Linked DNA regions of Homo sapiens: region 1 is linked to region 2. Evidence: read pairs that join two places in POLR2A ChIA-PET (ENCODE). Cell type or tissue: A673. All regions are shown on one strand. Each heading gives the region's core, and the rest is flanking DNA. Links, peaks and the distances in the headings are about the cores only.

What was found. ChIA-PET counts read pairs that join two places held together with the same protein. Peaks named below come from ENCODE experiments on the same cell type or tissue, not always from the same donor. Only the 100,000 strongest peaks of a DNase experiment are listed, where the experiment ranks them.
Region 1: POLR2A ChIA-PET joins it to region 2 with 9 read pairs; 6 of 35 experiments call an interaction of 5 or more read pairs at or near these places.

The regions. Positions count from the first base shown.
Region 1 is chr11:65,236,584-65,243,831 of GRCh38, forward strand. It overlaps the pseudogene SLC22A20P. Among named protein-coding and RNA genes, the nearest start is that of POLA2, 22 kb to the right of the region's middle. RefSeq lists a silencer at 5,882-6,082. In A673, for the core only: no CTCF peak of the experiment used is centred there; no DNase peak of the experiment used is centred there.
Region 2 is chr11:65,305,932-65,313,815 of GRCh38, forward strand. LOC105369344 (a long non-coding RNA gene) reads right to left here. Exons shown (of 3, transcript XR_007062727.1): 1 at 7,840-7,884; 2 at 3,082-3,276. It also overlaps a transcript of POLA2 not described here. Among named protein-coding and RNA genes, the nearest start is that of CDC42EP2, 5.0 kb to the right of the region's middle. RefSeq lists enhancers at 4,037-4,644, 4,645-5,252. In A673, for the core only: no CTCF peak of the experiment used is centred there; a DNase peak (open chromatin) is centred at 4,400.

The sequences.
Region 1 (7,248 bases), core at 1,952-5,951, 69 kb before region 2:
CCCTCCTGCCCTGTCCTCTGACACTCAGGGCGTGGCCCTCTTGGGCCCCTAGGGGTGCAGGTTGCTGCACTGACCCATCCCCATCCACACACCTCCCACAGGCAGATGGGGATGGGCTTTGCCTCTGTCCACGCCCGCCTCGGGGGCCTGACGGCGCCCCTGGTTACCACACTTGGGGAATACAGCACCATCCTGCCACCCGTGAGCTTTGGGGCCACCGCAATCCTGGCTGGGCTGGCCGTCTGCGTCCTGACCGAGACCCGCAACATGCCCCTGGTGGAGACCATCGCAGCCATGGAGAGGAGGTGAGGGGCCTCCAGCACCAAGAGGCCGAAAGTTACAGGAAATAACTGGGGGGCAAATGGGGTGCCCTCCCCACTCCTGCGTATCGGAAATGTCCTGGCCAGATGCACCAGAGCTGTGAGATGCCTCCCCCACCTCCATCTGCACTGGCTTAGCTTTCCCCAAGAACAGACCCAATCACGAAGGTAGAAAAGAATAAACCGTGAACAAGGAAACACGTGGGTTGGAAGTGAGACGTGGCAGAGAAGTGAGGAGAGGAGAGCGGAGGAAAGTGAAGCAAAGACAGGCTCCCATGGTTGCTGTGCAGGCTTCAAATTTGGTTCTGGGCTTCTTCACAACAGAAAGGGAGACCCCATTCATGGCTGCTCTTGGAAAGGAAAACAAATACCAGTCCCTCAGGAGAGTGAAGCTTTCCTTAGCATTTAGCACTAGGAGAGGTTTCTCTTCACTGCTTGGCCCCCCACCCCTCTTTTCTTTTTTTTTTTAAGATCATCTTGGCTTCAAGTGTGGGTCTCATTAGAAAGGTCACTAAGGTGACAGCAATGTCCTGGACAATGTTTCTAAAACAAACTCAAGAGGGGACTTGATCTGGCTGCTTCTTGCAGCATTTCTCAGCAACAGTGGGCTCAGGGAAGACCCTTAGTTTGCGGGAATGGTGACAGGAACAGTAGCCGCGCCCGTCTGTAACCCTCTCTGAAGGTCAGCTTGATCCCAAAGGTGGACCCATCTGTACCCAGTGGCCTGTATAGGTGCTGTGTTTGCAACCCTGAAATAACTCCCATAAACATTCCATCTCTAACCTGAGCCATGGGCCAAGGCTGAACTGCAAGAGATCAAGGATATATTCTTTGGCAAGTCCTATCATTTCTTTTCTTTCTTTTTTTTTTTTTTTTTTTGAGACATTGTCTCACTCTGTCACCCCGGCTGGAGTGCGGTGGTGCGATCATGACTCACTGCAACCTCCGCCTCCCGGGTTCAAGTGATTCTCCTGCCTCAGCCTCCCGAGTAGCAGGGATTACAGGCGCCCGCCACCATGCCCAGCTAATTTTTGTATTTTTAGTAGAGATGGGGTTTCACCATCTTGGCCAGGCTGGTCTTGAACTCCTGACCTTGTGATCCACCTGCCTCGGCCTCCCAAAGTGCTGGGATTACAGGCGTGAGCCACGGCGCCCAGCCCAAGTCCTATCATTTCTGCCTCCAGAATAGACTTAAATCTGTCATTCTCTCTCCAGCCCTGTGTCCATGGCCCTATATCAAGCCACCATTGTCTCTTGTCTGGACAACTACGAGAGCCTCATATCTTCCCCTGTCCCTGTCCACTTTATTCCCTGCAGGCCAAGTGGGGGAGGACAGTCTTCATCTGGGTGCTGAGCAGGGCTTGGAGAGGATGAGGGTATGGGAGGCGGAGTGTTAAAGTGCATGTATGGGCCAGGTGCAGTGGCTCACACCTGTAATCCCAGCACTTTGGGAGACTGAGGTGGGTGGATCACCTAAGGTCAGGAGTTTGAGACCAGCCTGGCCAACATGGCGAAACCCTGTCTCCATTAAAAATACAAAATTAGGCTCTTGCTACTTCCTTCTTCCCGCTGCCGGGAACACAAGCAAAACGTTGAGGGCTGCAGCAGCCATCTTTGACCATGAAGTAACCTTAAGAAAGGAAGCCATTCTCCCTCTCCCTCTCCCTCTCCCTCCCTCTCCCTCCCTCTCCCTCTCCCTCTCCCTCTCCCTCCCCCTCCCCCTCCCCCTCCCCCTCTGGTCTCCCTCTCTTTCCACAGTCTCCCTCTCATGCGGAGCCGAAGCTGGACTGTACTGCTGCCATCTCGGCTCACTGCAACCTCCCTGCCTGATTCTCCTGCCTCAGCCTGCCGAGTGCCTGCGATTGCAGGCACGCGCTGCCACACCTGACTGGTTTTGGTGGAGACGGGGTTTCGCTGTGTTGGCCGGGCCGGTCTCCAGCCCCTAACCGCGAGTGATCCGCCAGCCTCGGCCTCCCGAGGTGCCGGGATTGCAGACGGAGTCTCGTTCACTCAGTGCTCAATGGTGCCCAGGCTGGAGTGCAGTGGCGTGATCTCGGCTCGCTACAACCTACACCTCCCAGCCGCCTGCCTTGGCCTCCCAAAGTGCCGAGATTGCAGCCTCTGCCTGGCCACCACCCCGTCTGGGAAGTGAGCAGTGTCTCTGCCTGGCCGCCCATCGTCTGGGAAGTGAGGAGCCCCTCTGCCTGGCTGCCTAGTCTGGAAAGTGAGGAGCGTCTCAGCCCGGCCGCCATCCCATCTAGGAAGTGAGGAGCGCCTCTTCCTGGCCGCCATCACATCTAGGAAGTGAGGAGCGTCTCTGCCCAGCCGCCCATCATCTGAGATGTGGGGAGCGCCTCTGCCCCGCCACCCCATCTGGGATGTGAGGAGCGCCTCTGCCCGGCCGCGACCCCGTCTGGGAGGTGAGGAGCGTCTCTGCCCGGCCGCCCCGTCTAAGAAGTGAGGAGACCCTCTGCCTGGCAACCACCCCGTCTGAGAAGTGAGGAGCCCCTCCGCCCGGCAGCTGCCCCGTCTGAGAAGTGAGGAGCCTCTCCGCCCGGCAGCCACCCCATCTGGGAAGTGAGGAGCGTCTCCGCCCGGCAGCCACCCCGTCCGGGAGGGAGGTGGGGGGGGTCAGCCCCCCGCCCGGCCAGCCGCCCCGTCCAGGAGGGAGGTCGGGGGGGGTCAGCCCCCCCTGCCCGGCCAGCCGCCCCGTCCGGGAGGGAGGTGGGGGGGTCAGCCCCCCGCCCGGCCAGCCGCCCCGTCCGGAAGGGAGGTTGGGGGGTCAGCCCCCTGCCCAGCCAGCCGCCCCGTCTGGGAGGTGAGGGGTGCCTCTGCCCGGCCGCCCCGACTGGGAAGTGAGGAGCCCCTCTGCCCGGCCACCACCCCGTCTGGGAGGTGTGCCCAACAGCTCATTGAGAACGGGCCAGGATGACAATGGCGGCTTTGTGGAATAGAAAGGCGGGAAAGGTGGGGAAAAGATTGAGAAATCGGATGGTTGCCGTGTCTGTGTAGAAAGAAGTAGACATGGGAGACTTTTCATTTTGTTCTGCACTAAGAAAAATTCTTCTGCCTTGGGATCTTGTTGATCTGTGACCTTACCCCCAACCCTGTGCTCTCTGAAACATGTGCTGTGTCCACTCAGGGTTAAATGGATTAAGGGCGGTGCAAGATGTGCTTTGTTAAACAGATGCTTGAAGGCAGCATGCTCGTTAAGAGTCATCACCAATCCCTAATCTCAAGTAATCAGGGACACAAACACTGCGGAAGGCCGCAGGTTCCTCTGCCTAGGAAAACCAGAGACCTTTGTTCACTTGTTTATCTGCTGACCTTCCCTCCACTATTGTCCCATGACCCTGCCAAATCCCCCTCTGTGAGAAACACCCAAGTATTATCAATAAAAAAATAAATTAAAAAAGAAAAAAAAAAAGAAAAAAAAAAAAAAGAAAGGAAGCCATGTGCTAAGAATGGTGGAGAAGAAAGGAGGAAGTGCGTGATGAATTTGTCAACATCCCTGGACTACCTAATTCCAGACTTTTTTAAGTAGAGAAAAATAAACCTCTAGTTTATATATAAAAAAAAAAATACAAAATTAGCCAGGTGTGGTGGTGGGTGCCTGTAATCCCAGCTACTTAGGAGGCTGGGGCAGGAGAATCGTTTGAACCCGGGAGGTGGAGGTTGCAGTGAGCCGAGATCGCACCACTGCACTCCAGCCTGGGCGACAGAGCAAGACTCCATCTCAGTGGGGTTGGGGTGGGGGAGTTGGGAAGATTAAGCCAATCGACTAAAATATTATAAATAGAAGAGTTAAAAAGCAAGGATAGAAACATAGATAAAACAGTATGAATGCTGGAAAAAATCCAAAAATGGAAACAGCTTAAAGTAGACAGGAGAAATGGGCAAGATATGAAACGATTAAAACAAGAGGATAACAGCCCAGGCGCGGTGGCTCACACCTGTAATCCCAGCACTTTGGGAGGCAGAGGCAGGTGGATCATGAGGTCAGGAGTTCGAGACCAACCTAGCCAACATAGTGAAACCCTGTCTCTACTAAAAATACAAAAATTAGCCGGGCATGGTGGCACGCCTGTAGTCCCAGCTACTCAGGAGGCTGAGGCAGGAGAATCGCTTGAACCCAGGAGGCAGAGGTTGCAGTGAGCCAAGATTGCACCACTGCACTCCAGCTTGGGCGACAGAGCAAGACTTCGTCTCAAAAAAAAAAAAAAAAAAGAGGATTAAAAAAACTAAGATAATTCCGTGGGAAAACAGTTATCAGTGTCCACAATACAAAAATAAAAATAAATGGAAGGAATTAGAACATAAATCATTTCAAAGACTAGAGGGTTCTTTTTTAAGGCGATAGGCCAGGCATGGTGGCTCATACCTGTAATCCCAGCACGTTGAGAGGTTGAGGCGGAAGGATTGCTTGAGCCCCGGAGTTCAAGACCAGCCTGGGCAACATAGCAAGACCCCCATTTCTACCCCCCCATCAAAAAAGGCAAAATTGGATCTTGTCAAGTGATAGAAAGCCAGTGGGGTAGCCTCAGGCTATTTGGGACTGAGGGGGCCTCAAAGTCCAGGCAAGCCCCCCACCACCCTCAACCTCCCCTGACTTCTTCAAGAGCCAACCAGGGCAGGGCAGGAGTGGCTCAGAGCCCTAATCTTTGTCCCTCCCTGCCTCCTGGGGTGGGAGAAGAAGGGTGCTAATAGTGCCCAGTCGCTGGGGGTGTCTGCTGGCCCCTGTTCTCCAGCCAAGTGACCTTGGGCATGTGTCCACCCTCTAGGTCCTCATCTGTAAGACTCTTTGTTGAACTTCTTGACCCTGCAGCTCTCCCAAGTCTGTTTCCAGACAGGCCAGCCTCTGCCAGCTGCAAGACCCCAGGGATAGAGCAAGGAGGGAGCTGGAGGAACAATAGGAGGGTGGCCACCAGGGTGCCCAAGAGAATCCAGAGGAGGGGCCACTGCAGCATCCACCTCCCTTCTGGCTTCAGGAGGGTGGAGCTGCACCCTGTGCATATGGCACCACCCTCCCCATGACATGCACACCACCTGCCCCTCACCACTGCCTTCTGCCTTTTCATTTCTACAGGGTCAAAGAAGGCTCTTCCAAGAAACATGTAGAAGAGAAGAGTGAAGAAATTTCTCTTCAGCAGCTGAGAGCATCTCCCCTCAAAGAGACCATCTAAGCTGCCTGGAACCTGGTGCTTGCTAGCAGCACCTGAGCCGATGTCCAGACGGCCCCCTGGGGGCTTCTCCCAGGAGCCCCTGGGGACACTGGTGCTGAACTGGAGGAAAGGTCGCTGAAAACATCATGGCTCCTATAGACAGCCACCCACAAGCCAGGGCTGCTTGGAGGGAAACCCCACCAGAAACAGCCAATCTGTGTTACAAATGCATAGAAAGCCAGGAGAAGCCAGTCCCAGGGACCAAAGGAGAGACTGTTTTCCTTTCCCATCCCCAATCTGCCCCTTAAAATGTCTCTGTATTAGTCCATTCTTGCACTCCTATAAAGAACTACCTGAGACTGGGTCATTTACAAGGAAAAGAGGTTTAATTGACTCACAGTTCTGCAGATTGTACAGGAAGCATGGCTGGGAGGCCTCAGGAAACTTACAATCATTGCAGAAGGCAAAGAGGAAGCAAGCACGTCTTCACATGGCTGGCAGGAGAGAGAGAAAGTGAAGGGGAAGGTGCCGCACACTTTACAACAGCCAGATCTCGTGAGAACTCTTTATCACGAGACAGCACTAGGGGGGTGGTGCCAAACCATTAGAAACCATCCGCAGTATCCAAGCACCTTGCACTAGGCCCCACCTCCAACACCGGGGATTACAATTAAACATGAGATTTGGGTGGGGACACAGAGCCAAATCATATCACTGTTTATTCTTGTTCCACTTGAGAATGCTGTGTCTTTGCAGGGTTAGGGTGATATCTCTGCCAAAGGGTTGTCCCTGGAATAGCCCCACTCATCCTTGAGAAACGTGGAGAACTCATTCTATTCCACTCACCCGGAAAGAGTAAATACTCTTCTGCCTTATGGGATTAAAGCTCTTTCCCCCGTGTGTGTGTGTCTTACCTCCTTGACAGGAAAATGTCTCCATAGCAGGCATTCTTGCCTACCTTTGTAGCTCCAGCAGCCCCTCATAGTGGCCTTGCAGAAGCTGCATGTTTAATAAATAGTTGATGAAGAAATGATCAAAACAGACTCCCGCAATAGATGGAGACCTTTGTGCGTTGTTTGCATTCCTAGCAATACCACTTTGCAGAACTGGGATATGGTTCTTTTCCCCAGAAGCCTTCTTCAGGTGTGTGCCACTATGATCAGCTATTTTTTTTATTTCATAGCAATAGGGTCTTGCTTTGTTGCCCTGGCTGGCTTTGAACTCTTGGCCTAAAGCAATCCTCTGGCCTCAGCTTCCCCAAATGCTGGGATTACAGAGAGGAGAAGGCCTAGTTTGGCACAGCATCCCGCTGGCCTCAGATCTATTTCCAGCCCAGGTGTTGGCCATGTATCCCTGACCTTAACCTTCACTGGAATTCAGATTAGATTTATAAGGGATTCGAATCTTGGCCCATTGGGTTGTCTTGGCCAAATTTTCTTGTCTGATCCCTTCTTCCTGGAGTTACCAGATAATCCAACAAGATCAATTCTCAGTCCCCTACAGCCCAAAGAAAGGCACAATATAGGGAAGAAACAAGACTATCACAGTCTGGGCAGGAAGCATGGCAGCTTGCCGTTTTGCCAAGATTAGTCTTCCAACAGCTTGGAGCAGAGGTGGAATGTGACTCCCCCAAGGACTTGTCCCAAGGCCCTGTTATTGATGCACTGAATCCTCAGCTCCTCCCCAGGGATTTAACCTCTTTTTGAACATGTCAGGGAACACCTGTGTGATCCGCTACATGAGCTTTTCCATTCGAGTTGTTCTCC
Region 2 (7,884 bases), core at 1,918-5,917:
ACACTCTATGTATTGATGTAGAGTGGTCTCCAAAATATAACGTTAACTGGAAAACGCAAGGTGTCAAACAGCATGAACAGCAGAGGCTCAATGAAAGGGCTTCTCACAGTCCCGAGCAGGACGGCCCTCCGCCAGCTACCACCAGGGCCTGCAGTACTTTGGAACTCTACTTGTCTAAATATTGACATTTGTGTTAAAAAAAAAAAAAATGAGAGGGGCCCTGCTCGTTCATGCAAGAATATCCCTAGAAGTGTTTACAAGAAACTGATAACACCAGTTGGCTATAGCAGAATGGAGAACTGTCCCTGGGGGACAGGGATGAGACTTCTTGCCTCTTAGGACTTCAGAATTTCTTTTTCTTTCTTTCTTTTTTTTTTCTTTTTGAGATGGAGTTTCACTCTGTCGCTCAGGCACCCAGTACAGTGGTGTGATCTTGGCTCACCACAACCTTCGCCTCCCAGGTTCAAGCGACTCTCCTGCCTCAGCCTCCTGAGTAGCTGGGATTACAGGCACCCACCACCATGCCTGGCTAATTTCTGTATTTTTAGGAGAGACGAGGTTTTGCCATGTGGGCCAGGCTGGTCTCGAACTCCCGACCTCAGGTGATCCGCACCCCACCCCCTACCTTGGCCTCCCAAACTGTTGGGATTACAGGTGTGAGCCACCATATCCAGCCAACTTCTGAATTCTGAATCACATGAAAGCATTACCTCAGCCAGGCGCTTTGGCTCACCCTTATAACCCCAGCACTTTGGGAGGCCGAGGCAGATGAATTGCTTGAGCCCAGGAGTTCAAGACCAGCCTGGACAACATGGCGAAAACCCGTCTCTACAAAAAATACAAAGATTAGCAAATGGCATGTGCCTGTGGTCACAGCTACTCAGGAGGATTGCTTGGGCCCAGGAAGTTGAGGCTGCAGTGAGCAGTGATCACGCCGCTGCATTCCAGCGATACAGCAAGACCCTATCTCAAAGAAAGAAAAAGAAAAGAAAGAGCATTACCTAATCAAAAAGTAATTATTATTATTATTATTATTATTTTATTATTTTGAGACAGAGTCTCACTCTGTCGCCTAGGCTGGAGTGCAGTGGCACAATCTTGGCTCACTGCAACCTCCGCCTCCCAGGCTCAAGTGATTCTCCTGCCTCAGCCTCCTGAGTAGCTGCGACTACAGGCACGTGCCACCACGCCTCGCTAATTTTTGTATTTTTAGTAGAGACGGGTTTTCACCATGTTCCCCAGGCTGGTCTCGAACTCCTAACCTCAGCTGATCCACCCGCCTTGGCCTCCCAAAGTGCTGGGATTACAGGCGTGAGCCACCGCACCCGGCCTCAAAAAGTAATTTAAATGAAAGAAAATGCAGTTCTGATGGTGTTGTACCTCTACACACAGATCATCGTTGCCTTTCCCACAGCACTCGGCAACTCTCATGAGTGATCACCTGCCTTTAGCTATTCTGCAATGGGCCCTTCATTCTCAGTGGCAAGTGACAGACCCAACCCTAACTGTATTAAGCCAAAACTGGAATTTGTTGGCTCGTAGAATAGAAACTGCTTCAGGCATGACTGGATCCAGGAGCACAGGCAATGTCATTGAGATTCATTCTCTTGGTGCTGTTTTCTTCTATGTTGGCCTTATTCTTAGGCAGGCTCCCCCCTTAGGGTGGCAGAGCTGGCCACCAGCAGCTCTGGGCTGGCATCTTGACATTTGTGACCCTAACAGTCCCATCAAGTTCCTGGGCTGATGCTCTCTGATGTCATATGCTGGAGCCATTCCCATGACTCAGACTGGCTAGGCACAGGACTCAAACCCACTTTTAGAGCTTGAGGGTTGGGGGCCAGTCACACTGGAGACTAGAAAACTGAGGGACAGTCACCAGAGTGAGAGATGGATGCTGGGCAGGGAAAACAGTGCTTACCCACTACCCTCTTGGCCTGTCCCCTCTCCTATGCCATGGGCAACTGGACCTCTCTTGTTTTCTGCTCATACCATGACTTTACTTGCAATCCTCCTGGCCTTTGCCTTGCCAGGCCTCTGCCTGCTTCCCCTGGAATGTCCTTCCCTTTCTGTGCCTGGCAAACTCCTATTCATCCATTTATGCCCTGTTCACATATCACCTTCTCCTTGAAGCCCTTCTCACTCTCCCATCTGCTTTCCCACCCATAGCAGACAGATCTCATGGCTGTTCTCTTTGGTTTTTCATTCAATTCCCAGTCATTGGCTGAACCCCTCCGTGCTGGCCCGGGAGGGATAAAGGGCAGAATCAATTATTTGTTTCTCACGCAGGTTATCTGTTCCCTGAGGGCTGGGTCCAGCTTTGGCCACCTGTGTCTTCTCTAGTCCAGCATAGCCCTAGGCACAAGAGAGATGCAAGCCTAGGTTTTCAGAATGAGGAATGACAGGATACCTGGAAGGCACAGAAAGTGTGGAAGACAGCCTCTGCTGACTCCACAATTTACTCCCTACGACAAAATGACAGCCTTGGGGCTGGGACGCTCCCAGAGGGCTCTGGGAGGAAGTGCTTGGGCTGGTCCCTGCTAGGACAAGGCTGTCACCACTCTGGAAACCCCCATAGCCCTGGGCCCGAGGCCAAAATCCAGATGCGAAGGGAAGTGCCCCCAGCAAGGCCCTGCCACCCAACTCCCAAGGAGGGGTCCCAGGCAGAGGCAGCAGCTGGAGCCAACTCCGAGGGTGACCTCTCATCTCAAATCCCAGCCTCCAGTGGGTCACAGTTCTCTGAAGTGGGGTGAAGAGCGAGGAGGGCAGGGCTGGAGTTGGCAGGAGTCCAGGGGAGGAAGGAAGCAAGAAACAAGGAAAAAATCCAACCCAGGTCTGGGGTTGGCTCAGGCCACAGGGCCCTGCAGGCTGAGCTTAGGCTGGGACGTCAGAAGCTTCCAGAGGGTGGCTGAGCACCTTCTCAGCTCCCTGCCACCCTGCATCCCAGCAGAGGGACTGGGGCACCTCCAGAGACCCCTGTCACTTCTTAGCACCTCCCCTAGATGCACCCCCAAGATGCGCCTCCCCTAGATGCCACTCTTCCCTGTGACTCTGCTCCCAGACCCCAAGTCCCTGTCATCTCACCTGCCCCCCAGGGTCCTGGGTTCCAGGTTTCGTGCCCATGGAGAGCTGGCTTCAGCCTCCCTGGGGGTAGGAGGGAGCTTCCCTGCTGGTCTCTCCAATCTGGCCAGTGTTGCCGGAGGGGGCTTCCAACTCCATCCCCCAGGTCCCATGGGGGTGCTATGGCCGCTGGTGATGGCAATTTCCAGGAAGGAGAGGCTGGGAGGGGAAGGAAGGGCTGAGTCAGTCCCTGTGTAGTGATCACAGTCGGGGAGGTGGCTGTGGGGTTGGTTGGGGAGCCTATTGGGCCCATCTCAGGACAAGGGAGAGGCTCCAGGCTGAGGAGACAGAAGCCAAATACCCTGCTCTGGGTGTTTCTCCATCGTGGCCTGCTCTGCCCCTCCCAAATGCCCTTTTGTTTTTTTTTTAATTTTAATTTTTATTTTCTTAGACGGAGTCGCGCACTGTCGCCCAAGCTGGAGGGCAGTGGCGTGATCTCAGCTCACTGCAAGCTCCGCCTCCTGGGTTCATGCCATTCTCCTGCCTCAGCCTCCCAAGTAGCTGGGACTACAGGCACCCGCCACCATGCCAGGCTAATTTTTTGTATTTTTAGTAGAGACGGGGTTTCACCGTGTTAGCCAGGATGATCTCAATCTCCTCACCTCGTGATCGGCCTGCCTCAGCCTCCCAAGGTGCTGGGATTATAGGCGTGAGCCACCGCGCCCGGCCTTTTTTTTTTTTTTTTGAGATGGAGTCTTGCTGTGTCACCCAGGCTAGAGTGCAGTGGTACAGTCTTGGTCACTGCAACCCCTGCCTCCCAGGCTCAAGCAATTCTTCTGCCTCAGTCTCCCAAGTAGCTGGGACTACAGGCGTGTGCCACCACGCCTGGCTAATTTTTGTATTTTTAGTAGAGACGGGGTTTCACCATGTTGACCAGGCTGGTCTCGAACTCCTGACCTCAGTTGATCCGCCCACCTCAGCCTCCCAAAGTGCTGGGATGACAGGTGTGAGCCACCACATCCAGCCCCAGATGCCCTTTTGGATCCTGCCCCTGAGGTAGCAGGGTGTCCAGGAGCCCTTCTGTCCAGGACAGTCCAGGCCCTGGCTGAGGCATCAGACCCTAGGGTCCAGGCTGGGGGATGCAGCGCTTGGCCTGAGTGTCTTGGGTCAAAATGCAGGCCACGCTTCCCCGTGGCTCAGGCTATTCCAGCCTCCCTACCCACACCCCAGGCCCCTACATATAGCCTGAGAACTTGCACAAAAAAGCCAAGTTTAGTAAATGAAATCCTGTTTTATACATGGCCTTATGAATGGCAGGGCTCCCATGGCGATGCTGGGTGTGCACACAAAGATCCTGTCCATTCAGCAGAACCTCCTCAGGGATCCCCTGGGCCCCAGCCAAGTGACAACCACATCTGTGAATGGGGAGAAGGAAGCGCCCTCCCTGCATGCTTGCACAGCGCAGAACCCAGGGCCAGGCGCCGATCACTCCTGCGATGTGGACTTGGTCGGGCCCCCTGCTCTGAATGACAGCAGGAGTGGATTGAGCGGCAAGGGGACTGGCACTGGGCGGAACACGTCACATCCAGGTGGGTTGAAAACAGTCCCCAGAGTGCAGATAGCATTTCTAGTCCTGGTTGGAAGGCTCAGGGAGGAAAGCAGGAGCTTGGACCAGGTTTGCGGGCTCTGCTGCTCTCTATCCCTACCCGAGGGACCCCTAATCACCCACCCCCCACAGAACTTCTTCAAAGAGCTCCGGGGTTGGTCCCCAGCTGTGTGTGGCCTTGGGTGAGAGGCTTTGTTTCTCCATCTTCCATCCCTGTAACTCTGTTTTGTCCCCAGCTCTGAATGGAGTGCCTGACCCTTCCCTGACCGCTACCCCCCAATGGAGGACTCTCAGCAGATGGGCAGGGGATGAGGGCTTGGCCTGAGCCTCATTCCCGCAGGCTTAGGTGGCTTCATCATTACAGCCATTCCGATCAAGCAGCACAGCCAGCTGGCCAGGCCCCAAAGCTCTTGTCTAATGTGTCCGTGAAACAATGCCACCTGAGGGGCTGCGTATTCCCATGAACAAAATACATGCATGTCCATCCCTTATCTGGTTTGGGACTTGCCTGACCTGATGCTACTACCCCATATTATAGGCAAGGAGACTCTGGAAGGGAAGGTCCTTTGCCTGTGGCCACAGAGCAAAGCAGCAGCAGAGACAGCTCAGAATCTGACTGATGGCTCAGAGGCCGGGGCTCAAGGCACTCAGCTGCCCCTCCTCTCTGAGAGCTGTGTCCTGGGGATGGGCAGGAATGATGCCTGTGGGGTTAGAAGCCTGAGAGAAGGAGGGGCCAGAGCCCACATGCCTTGCCACTTCTAGGCTCAGCAAATCACTGTCGGTGCCCTGAGCTTTAGTTCCCATCTGTAAAATGGGGATCGTGATTCAGGCTCTGGCCACGTCACTAGGCACCCCCAGGAGGATGTAAAGAATTCAGGAACATGAAGCAATGGGTAAAGGGCACAGGGCGGCCTGGCAAAGTCCCATGGCAAGAATGGGGAGAGGCACACCCTTTACTCACCCCTACCACAGCTTGGCCCAGGGCCATCATTGCCACTTACTCAATGGTCCAGGCCTGTTTTCCTCCAAGCTGCCAGGCCATTCCTGGCAGAATCCACCTGACCAATACTCCCTGCAGAGTTGAGGGCACACTCAAGATTAAAACCTGAACCTCCTTGGATTCGTTTTCTATCACTGCTACAACAAATTATCATGGAATAGGTGGCTTAAAACAACAGAAATTCGTGATCTTACAGTTCTATAGGTTAGAAGGTCAACATGGGGCTGAGCGAGGTGGCTCATGCCTATAATCCCAGCACTTTGGGAGGCCAAGGTGGGTGGATCACTTGAGGTCAGGAGTTTGAGAGCAGCCTGGCCAACATGGTGAAACCCTATCTATACTAAAAATACAAAAATTAGCCAGGCATGGTGGCGGGCGTCTGTAACCCCAGCTACTCGGGAGGCTGAGGCAGGAGAATCGCTTGAACCTAGGAGATGGAGGTTGCAGTGAGCCGAGGTTGCACCACTGCACTCCAGCCTGGGCAATAGAGCAAGACTCTATCTCAAAAAAAAAAAAAAAAAAAGGCCAATGTGTGAGTCTCACTGAGCTAAGATCAAGGTGAGGAGGTGAGGGCAGGGCTGTGTTCCTTCTGGAGCCTCTAGGGTAGATAGGGTAGAACCTGTTTCCTTGTATTTTCCAGCTTCTGAAGCAGTTCCTTGGTTTGGGGCCTCTGCCTCCATCTTCAAAGGCAGCAACACATCATTTCTCTGGCCCTTCAGTCATCACATCTCTCTCTTTTTTTTTTGAGACGGAGTCTCGCTGTGTCACTCCAGCTAGAGTGCAATGGCACAATCTCGACTCACTGCAACCTCTGTCTCCCAGGTTCAAGCGATTTTCCTGCCTCAGCCCCCCAAGTAGCTGGGACTACAGGCACGTGTCACCACACCCAGCTAATTTTTTGTATTTTTAGTAGAGACGGGGTTTCACCGTGTTAGCCAGGATGGTCTTGAACTCCTGACCTTGTGATCCACCCGTCTCAGCCTCCCAAAGTGCTGGGATTACAGGCGTGAGTCGTGAGCCACCACGCCCGGCCTATCACATCTCTTTCTCTGTCTCCTGCTTCTACTTTTAAAAACCCTTGTTATTACACTGGCCCACCCAGATACTTCAGCATAAGCTATTTTAAAGTCAGCTGATTTGCAACCATAATTTCATTGGCAATTTTCTTTTTTTTCTTTTTTTTTTTTTTGAGACGGAGTCTCGCTCTGTCGCCCAGGCTGGAGTGCAGTGGTGCGATCTCGGCTCACTACAAGCTCCGCCTCCCAGGTTCATGCCATTCTCCTGCCTCAGCCTCCTGAGTAGCTGGGACTACAGGCGCCCGAGTAGCTGGGACTGCAGGTGCCTGCCACCATGCTCGGCTAATTTTTTTTTTTTTTTGTATTTTTAGTAGAGACGGGATTTCACCATATTAGCCAGGATGGTCTCGATCTCCTGACCTCGTGATCCACCTGCCTTGACCTCCCAAAGTGCTGGGATTACAGGCATGAGCCACGGCGCCCAGCCCTCATTGGCAATTTTCATTTCCATTTCTCATGTAACAAAACATATTCATAGATTACACAGGTTCGGATGTGGGCTTTTTTTCTTTTCTTTTTTTTTTTTTACATGGGTTTTTGCTCTATTGCCCAGGCTGGAGTGCAGTGGCGTGATCACAGCTCACTGCAGCCTTAACCTCCCAGGTTCAAGCAATTCTCCTACCTAAGCCTCCAGAGTACCTGGGACTACAGGCTTGAGCCACCATGTCCGGCTAATTTATTTGTTGTAGAAACAGGGTCTCACTATGTTGCTCAGGCTGGTGTCAGTGTCAAACTCCTGGACCCAAGCAATCCTCCCACCTTGGCCTCCCAAAGTGCTGGGATTATAGGCATGAGCCACAGCACCTGGCTAGATGTGAACATATTTAGGGGGGCTGTTATTTTACCTACCATGATCCCCTTCTTCCCATCCGGACCTCCCAGCTTGTCTGGCATCTTCCCCCACCCCCAGCATCCTGCCTCCCCCACTGAGGTCTTCCCGGCTCTGCCTCCCTAAAAGCCCTTCCCACACTGACAGCATTGAAGCCAACCATCCTGGTCACACTGAGCTGGCATAGCTGTCATCCTCTAGAAAGTGAGGTCTGTCCACCCCGTCACTACCCACCACTTCCTCTGCCCCACTCTTCTTAGCACTTACCCACCTGGAAGGGTATCATGATGTACCTGGGAACTTGGATTTCCCCCAT